2 separate regions of the Homo sapiens genome follow, and region 2 is linked to region 1. A link is a contact called in ENCODE Hi-C data. All regions are on one chromosome and are shown on one strand. Each heading gives the region's core, a stretch centred on a gene start or an enhancer-like site at or near the end of the contact. The rest is flanking DNA. Distances are from core to core; before and after follow the strand shown. Region 1 has its middle 40 kb from the start of MIR4642. Region 2 overlaps CYP39A1 (cytochrome P450 family 39 subfamily A member 1).

Region 1 (3,707 bases), core at 831-3,330:
TTATGCCCCTGTGCATTTGCACGTTACATTTCTTCACGCAATGCACTTGTCCTCCTCCTTATCCTCCTGTATAGCTTCTCCTGGATGCTTCCTAGGAAGAGTTGACCACTCTGAGCACAGAAGGGACCAGATGGGGAGGGCATCACCCAGGTCTCAGGTACCTCCTGCTTCCCGCCTGCAAAAGAGTTATCAGTCCTTGATACAAACAGCCTCTGCTGGCAGGACCATCATGTACAGTTGTGCAGTTTATGCACTGCACAAATGTGTCCAGCTAAGAGGGTTAGCGGGGACTGAACTCCACTTGCAAAGCTGTGCTGCTGAAGGCTGTGCCCATCCAGAGAGGGCTCTTTTTCCTAATTCTCCCTGTCAAGGGAGCAGCAGCCTTGCCCAGCAGACATGTGCAGATCCTAGGAGGAGGCATTTGGTGCCTTGACCAGCCGTCTTGATAAGCTTGTCACTCATCCTCGCTGCAGTGACTTGCAGAAAGGCCTGTCTGCTGCTGGGCTGGTTGCTTTCTTCCACAGGCCCTGGAGGGCTGGGGCTTCTCTCTGTAATAGTAGCCCTGAGCACAGCATCTAGCCTGCCAGCTGCCTGGCTGCTACAAGAGCTGATTTTACCCAATGAATTGAGGACCTGGCGAATTCTTTCATTTTGGCTTCCATGCTTAGGCTGAATGTCCATCCAGCATCTGTCAGAAGCTGACACCATTTCATGGCCCCCTGTGGAAGTGGCCGATGCTGTCCCTGGCCACCTGGCAAAGGGGGCCTGGGTGAACTTCCACCAGCATCTGCTTCTGCCTACATAGCCCCCACCCCGGCCAGCCAGACACCGCCAGGTCCTCGGCTCACCAGGCTTAGGGGTTTGGTTCTTGTCCTAAAAGATATTTTAGATAAGCGTCTGGGCTGTGGAGGAGGCACGTGCAGGTATCGGGACCTTCTTGGCGGTGGTATCTCCCTTCCAGGCCCTGTCAGCCTGGCTGTGCCCCCTCGGCCTGGCCCAGTGTGTGCTTTTCTGCTACCTGTGCTCTGACCATGGGGTCCTAAAAGTCCCCACACCCTTGTTTCTGATGCGCTGCTCCCCTCAGACCTCCATGCCCTCAAGGGACTCCTGGGCTGCTGCCCCAGTTCAGGCGACCACCACAGCACACAGCATAATTGTCCATGCCCGTGGCCCACAGCTGCCTACCATTTGGGCATCACGGATTCACGCCTGTGAATGCCACTTCTCATCTCTCAACCTCAGAGGCATCCAGGAGAAACAGCACAGGTCAGGTGGTCCTAAATTCAAATGTCCACTCTTCCCTCCCCATCCAGAGAGTTTGGGCAGCTTGTTTAGCCTTTTCCAACCTTAGTTTCTCTTTACAATGGGGAGACAACACGACCAACAATGTGCGTTAGGCAAAGTGATGTCTGAAAAGTGGCTGGTACCTGGCCCGAATGACCAACTCGTTGGGTTGCCCAGGATTTTCTGAGTTTAGCACCAAAGCTGTGCATCCAGGAACTCCTCAGTGATGAGCAAACTAGAACAGCTGGTCCGCCTACAGCCCCACACACGGGAGCCGCTTCCTCTTCACCCACCACTCAGAGGAGCAACTGACAACCTGGAGCAAGACCATCCGCGAAGCCTTCGGAGTGAGGAGAGGCGGCCAGGAAGGAGGATTCACCGTGCCAGACCCAGGCTGGGCCTCGCTTTGTAACACCTACCAACACCCCTTCAAGTTGCCCCATGCCCCTGCAGAAGTATGAAGTCCATAGGGCTGTGGGCCCCACAGCTCCCAGGGCAAAGCCCGGCAGGCAGTGGGTGCCCAGGAGCCCCAGCTGCTGGGTGCTCCCACACGCCCTGGCCAGGCCAGTGAGGGGGGCGCAGCCCAGCAGGCCTCCATGGGGTCCTCTGGAGGGAAGGAGGAGAAGGGCTTTTACTCCTTTCCTTGGGCAGAAGTGCAGGTAAACAGGCTCCTAACCCTGCTGTAAGGTAAAGCCTGTGAAGCAGGAACAAAGCGGTTTGTTCCAGCTCACCGTGTCGCCACAGCCCGTGGCCGGCCGTCTCTGGGGCAGCAGTGACACCTGCTGGCCGCCGGATGCACCTTGCTCCAGATTCCCTGCGGGAGCCTCCTTGCCTGCAACCCTAAGGAAGCTCGGGGGACCTGGTCAGCCGCACAGGAGAGGCCAGTTCGCCCAACCCTGCAGCCCTGGGGGGCGTCGGCTACAGACAGGCAGCTGGCTGGAGATGCTGCTGGAGCTGCGGGCTCTGGGTCCTTGGGGAGGGGAGGACAAGTGGCCTCTGCATCTGTCCTCTTTGGAGCCTGGGCCCCGCACAGCCTTCAAGAACTTGGAGGAAGAGGGTTCCTGGACAGAGCTGAGGGTGCAGGGAGCTAGACCAGCTTGCAGTGGCAAGCACCCTCTCCTGGATTTACCTATTTCCTCCCCTAAATGCTCCAAGAACACATCGTTTCCCCCATAACACTTCTTGATTCTAAGAACAGTCACTTTCTCAGAATCTTCATTTTCTCTTTGTTTCAATCCTAGTACTAATAGCTGGTTTTCTCTTCAGTGCTTCCTCCAGAAGCAAATGTCTCTGCAGCTCATGAGCAGGATGGGACATGCCTGAAAGGTGGTACCATAAAAGTCTTATGGGGACAAGGGGACCCTGTCGTCAGCCACCTCCCTGGTAGCCAGCTGATCACTGCCCACACTCCAGCCTCAGACGAGCAGCTATTTAAAAACGAGGCCTCAGCAGAATCTCAGGCTCTCACATGCCTCAAAGTCCAAAGGTCTATGCTCTTCCTAGTAGACATCTGGGGAAATCGAGGCTGAGAGAAGCAGAACGGCTTGTCCCAGATCTGACAGCTGGCTCAGCCTCACCCTCTGTGCCTCCCACTGCTCTGTGCCTGCTTCAGGCTTCCAGAAGAAATCATGTATTGTGTTTGGGGATGCCTTGATATCAAGGAGAAAAACTGAATACAACATTAAATGTTTATCCATAGGGGGACTGATTACATGAATAATCTATACCCACCCACTGGAATGCTGTAAAATAGCACACTGGCCTTAGAATGGCCACTCCTCTGTTTATTTGGTGACTGTGAGCAGATTACTCACCCTCTCTGAGCCTCTGTTTCCTAATCAATAACGGGGTGATGCAGTAACATCCTTCTAAGGGTTTATCTGAGGCCCCCAGGACTTCATGACTTTACAGGATATTTATATATAATAACTCCTTTTTACACACACACACACACACACACACACACACAGATTACAAAACAATATATGTGCTTATTCTCAGTCAAGATTCTGAAAAACATGGGGTGAGGTGACTTGAAAAGAGTTTACTTATAGGGTTTAAGGAAATCAACAAGGGAAGAAGGGCCAGTAACCATCCGCAGGGCTGAAGGGTAAAGGGAAGAGGTCATTATGGGAATCCAGAGAGGGAAAATGTGTGAAGGGGCCACCTGACAGGAGCTACGACTCCCAGCAGAGGGCCGCCACTAGTCCCCTGACCATGAGGGCTGCTGCGACTAGTCCCCTGACCATGAGGGCTGCCGCCAGCCCTCTGACCCCAGGATCTGCCACCAGCCCTCTGACCCCGGGGTCTGCCACCAGCCCTCTGACACCAGGATCTGCCACCAGCCTTCTGACCACGGGGTCTGCCACCAGCCCTCTGACCCCGGGGTCTGCCACCAGCCCTCTGACCCCGGGGTCTGCCAC
Region 2 (3,707 bases), core at 779-3,278, 2.2 Mb before region 1:
CTTTCATATTAAAGAAAAAGGCATGATCTCTTGTTTATTAACATCGATATTTGTCACATAGCCATGGTTTGGCAATGTTTATTTCTTTTAAACAGACATTATTGCAAGCTACGCTGGATATTGTAGAGACGGAAACAAGTAAGGAAAACTCACCCAATTATGGGCTCTTACTGCTTTGGGCTTCTCTGTCTAATGCTGTTCCTGTAAGTATATTAGTAAAGTATGAGTTACGTTGCTCTCCACTGTCCTTTCATCTTTTTTTCCTTCATTTCTGTCTTCCATTCTTTTTTCCACTCATCACTCATTATGGAAAAGAAAAAAACTACAGTGGATTTGGTTGTGAGATAAAAACCAAAACTGAATGCCTAATGAAATCTGATTAGGTTACAAAGGAGACGAAACAGATCTCAAGCAAATTCTGTCCTCTGAAAGGCAGTGTGTAACAGGATGAGGGAAAAGCTTGCCCTTTGGGGCCAGTTGTAGACAACATCTGTTTATGGAACACTTTTTGTATGTCTACCAATGTGCTCAGTATTGGTATTGAAAAGATGAATAGGGATTGGCCACATGCTTTTATTGGAAAGAGTAAGTAAATGGATAGTTTCAGGTAACTTGGGCTTGGATCCAGACATCCCAATTTGTAGTTGTAGACTGTCATGGTGGTAATTTAAATTTTCTGTGCCTCCATTTCCTAATAAGAGATAATGTACTATTTTACCTAATAAGGGTAAAAAAAGGGATAATGTATGTGAACCTCCCACTGTGGTCTTAGAACTTGGGTGCTCAATAAATGGTAATTCTCATTTCTCTACAAAGTTGTTATGAGGATTTAATAAGATAAGCCTAGCTGGTATCAATGAATATTAGCTCTTTCTCTCCATTTGTACCCATTCTCCTTCTGTGTGCCATTCCTGTTTGCATTGCTTAGCATTATGGTCCTACAAGCTTCCGCATGAATGGTGCTGGTGAAATTGGAACTTTCAACACTTCTAAAGAGAGGCAAGACTTAAAAAACTGTTTTTTGTGGGTTTTTTTGTTGTTGTTGTTGTTTTGTTTTGTTTTGTTTTTTTGAGATGGTGTCTCATTCTATCACCCAGGCTGGAGTGCAATGGCGTGATCTCGGCTCACTGCAACCTCTGCTTCCCGGGTTCAAGCGATTCCCCTGCCTCAGCCTCCTGAGCAGCTGGGATTACATGCGTGAGCTACTGGGCCCGGCTAAAAAACTGTTTCTTTTAAAATCTGTCTTGCATTAGATTAGAGCCATGAGATTTGTCTGTCACGTCATGTTCAGTGCCAACAGTTTCCTGGGCCAGGAGGTTCTCACATTAGCCTAAGATGCTACTTATATTATCTGAAATTAAAGGGTAACTTTTTAAATATACTTGTTTTCTACTAAACAGGAGGATTTAACCTATCCATGATGATATGTGTGGGCATTTTTCTTCCTTTTTCTTCTAACAGATAGAAATTAGGAAGATGTTTTAAGTATTATTTATTTAGCCTTACTTTTATAAAGGCCTAGGTTGTTAAAGGCTTTCTCAGTCATGATATTCTAGTTTCCCTTAACTTGTTGAAAAATTTACTGCATAAAGAGAAGGGATAGAAATTCTGGCCTCTTTTCTCAAAGGTATGTTAGCCAGTGGAATATACATTTCATCTGATATGGTCAAGTAAAAGTAGTCTAAACCCTTCCCCTTCTTTATGTACCTATAATATTCTTCTCTGGTTTTTCCTTAAATAATATTCTTGGAAACTGATTAAGCTATAGCAAAATTGAGAAACAAACATCAAAACAACTCTCAAAGTAGCAACAAAACAGGCACTCCTGTCAAAGAATTATTTTTCAATATCTTGTTAGAAACATCCCCCGGAAGAAAGACACACAAAGCCCCATTGATCTGACACAGGGGAAGTCGGTTCTTTGGAATTTGTTCTTGGCGCTGGTCTGAAAGGATTTAAATCATTCATTTCAGAAAGAAAGTGTCTGATGATTAGAGAATATTCCATCTCACTGGCTCTTGTTGGCACCTCCAAGAGGCAGCCTGGTGAGCAGGCAGAGATCCTGGAGAGGCTTTAGAGTCAGATCCAAAGCCAATTGCCAGCACTGGGTAACAGTGGGCCAATTGTTTAACCTGCCCAAGCCTCAGTGCCCTTATCTGTAAAATGGGATTAATGCTATACCTACCTTAAAGGGTTGTTGTAAGGATTATTTTGGTAAGAAATAGATTGTGGCTAATAGCACCTGGTTCAGCATAGGTCTTCAATAAATGCTAGTTTTCTTCCCTTACAAAAATTATCTCCCTAGTTTCAGTCAATCATTATTTTCAATGGCCCGTTAATACTGAACATAGGCTTCCAAATATTTGATGGCTCAAAGGCCCCAGAGTGGGAATATCCACTGCTATTCTGCTTTAGTGACCTTTATTGCTGCTGAGAATACCAGAAGCCCTACCAGAGGTGTAGGTGGTGGGGCCTGTCTTTTCCTGGAGCCCAGAGTATATCTATATCTCCTCTCTCCTACTTTGTACTCTGCCTCAAGGCCCATAGGACTCAGAGCTCAGGCTTCAGATGGGTTAGGCACTGGGTCACTAGGAGGCTCCATTGTGGCCCAAGATATTAACTATAATTTATGAAATTATTTTTATGGGAAAACCATTTCTAAGTTCCAAGAAATTTCTGACTGCCAAATGATTTTTTTAGAAGATTTCTCCAAACCAATCACAAAGCTGACATTTTACCTTTTTTATCTGCTGCATCTCTTACATTCTTTCTAAATACTTTCAGTAGCAATTGCTACCCCATCCCACTCTCAACTCCCACAGTATTTATTTTTTGTAACATGTGTTTGCTCTCTCACTGTCTTGTACATTTCGTTCATTTTTCTCCAATATGTATTCATATGCCCAACTAAATGTGAAAATACTTTGGACAGGAATTATCTCCCAACATATTTGTGTTTACCATGATCGGTAGAAGACTCTCTGGCATGGTATGAAGACTCCATCAAAATCTCTTTTTGAATAGATAAATCAGTACCAAAGAACACACTCAATTCATCTTCTCTTTGACACAGCAAAGATACAGAGTTTTCCTCCTTGCCCTTTCTCTCATTTGTTCTTACCTCTCCAAAACAATGGAATGACATTATGGTGGCTGCTTCTGCAGTTCAGTGAGCTGAGTGGCCCTTCTTCTTCTTGCCCATCTCTGACCTTGGACTTGAACTGTTTTACAAAATACTAATTGGTACTGTTGGGAGCAGTTTTCAACCCCTTTCCCAAATGTGGGTGCACAAAGACCTCAAAGTCACTTATTCTTGCTTATTGATGTAGTAATACATATAAACTTTTATTAACTATTTTATATGCCTTTTTATCTTTTAAAAATACTTTGGCTTTTTTAAAAATAGAAAAAATTTTAAAAACTGTAATCTGTTAAGGAAAAAGGAGACATTAAAAAAAAGTGGCTCACGCCTGTAATACCAGCACTTCGGGAGGCTGAGGCGGGCGGATCACAAGGTCAGGAGATCGAGATCATCCTAGCTAACACGGTGAAACCCTGTCTCTACTAAAAATACAAAAAATTAGCCATGCGTGGTGGCAGGTGTTTGTAGTCCCAGCTACTCGGAAGGCTGAGGCAGAAGAATGGTGTGAACCCAGGAGGCGGAGCTTGCAGTGAGCCGAGATTGCGCCACTGCACTCCAGCCTAGG

What was found. Hi-C counts contacts between places; a loop is a spot of excess contacts on that map. Pooled maps may share reads with other maps.
Region 2: a loop to region 1 is called in a map of CD4-positive, alpha-beta T cell, with 18 times the contacts of the local background. The contact joins two enhancer-like sites. A Hi-C loop is called at or near these places in 3 of 168 maps with a recorded cell type or tissue (CD4-positive, alpha-beta T cell and CD8-positive, alpha-beta T cell) and 8 of 50 pooled maps.

What each region holds. Positions count from the first base shown.
Region 1 is chr6:44,474,229-44,477,935 of GRCh38, reverse strand. No RefSeq gene overlaps it. Among named protein-coding and RNA genes, the nearest start is that of MIR4642, 40 kb to the right of the region's middle. RefSeq lists an enhancer at 1,967-2,497. Within about 2 kb of position 2,080, at least 3 of the 41 ENCODE cell types and tissues checked have a DNase peak (open chromatin) inside an H3K27ac peak, as active enhancers do.
Region 2 is chr6:46,627,459-46,631,165 of GRCh38, reverse strand. CYP39A1 (cytochrome P450 family 39 subfamily A member 1) reads left to right here. Exons shown (of 12, transcript NM_016593.5): 6 at 96-203. Among named protein-coding and RNA genes, the nearest start is that of CYP39A1, 24 kb to the left of the region's middle. Within about 2 kb of position 2,028, at least 2 of the 41 ENCODE cell types and tissues checked have a DNase peak (open chromatin) inside an H3K27ac peak, as active enhancers do.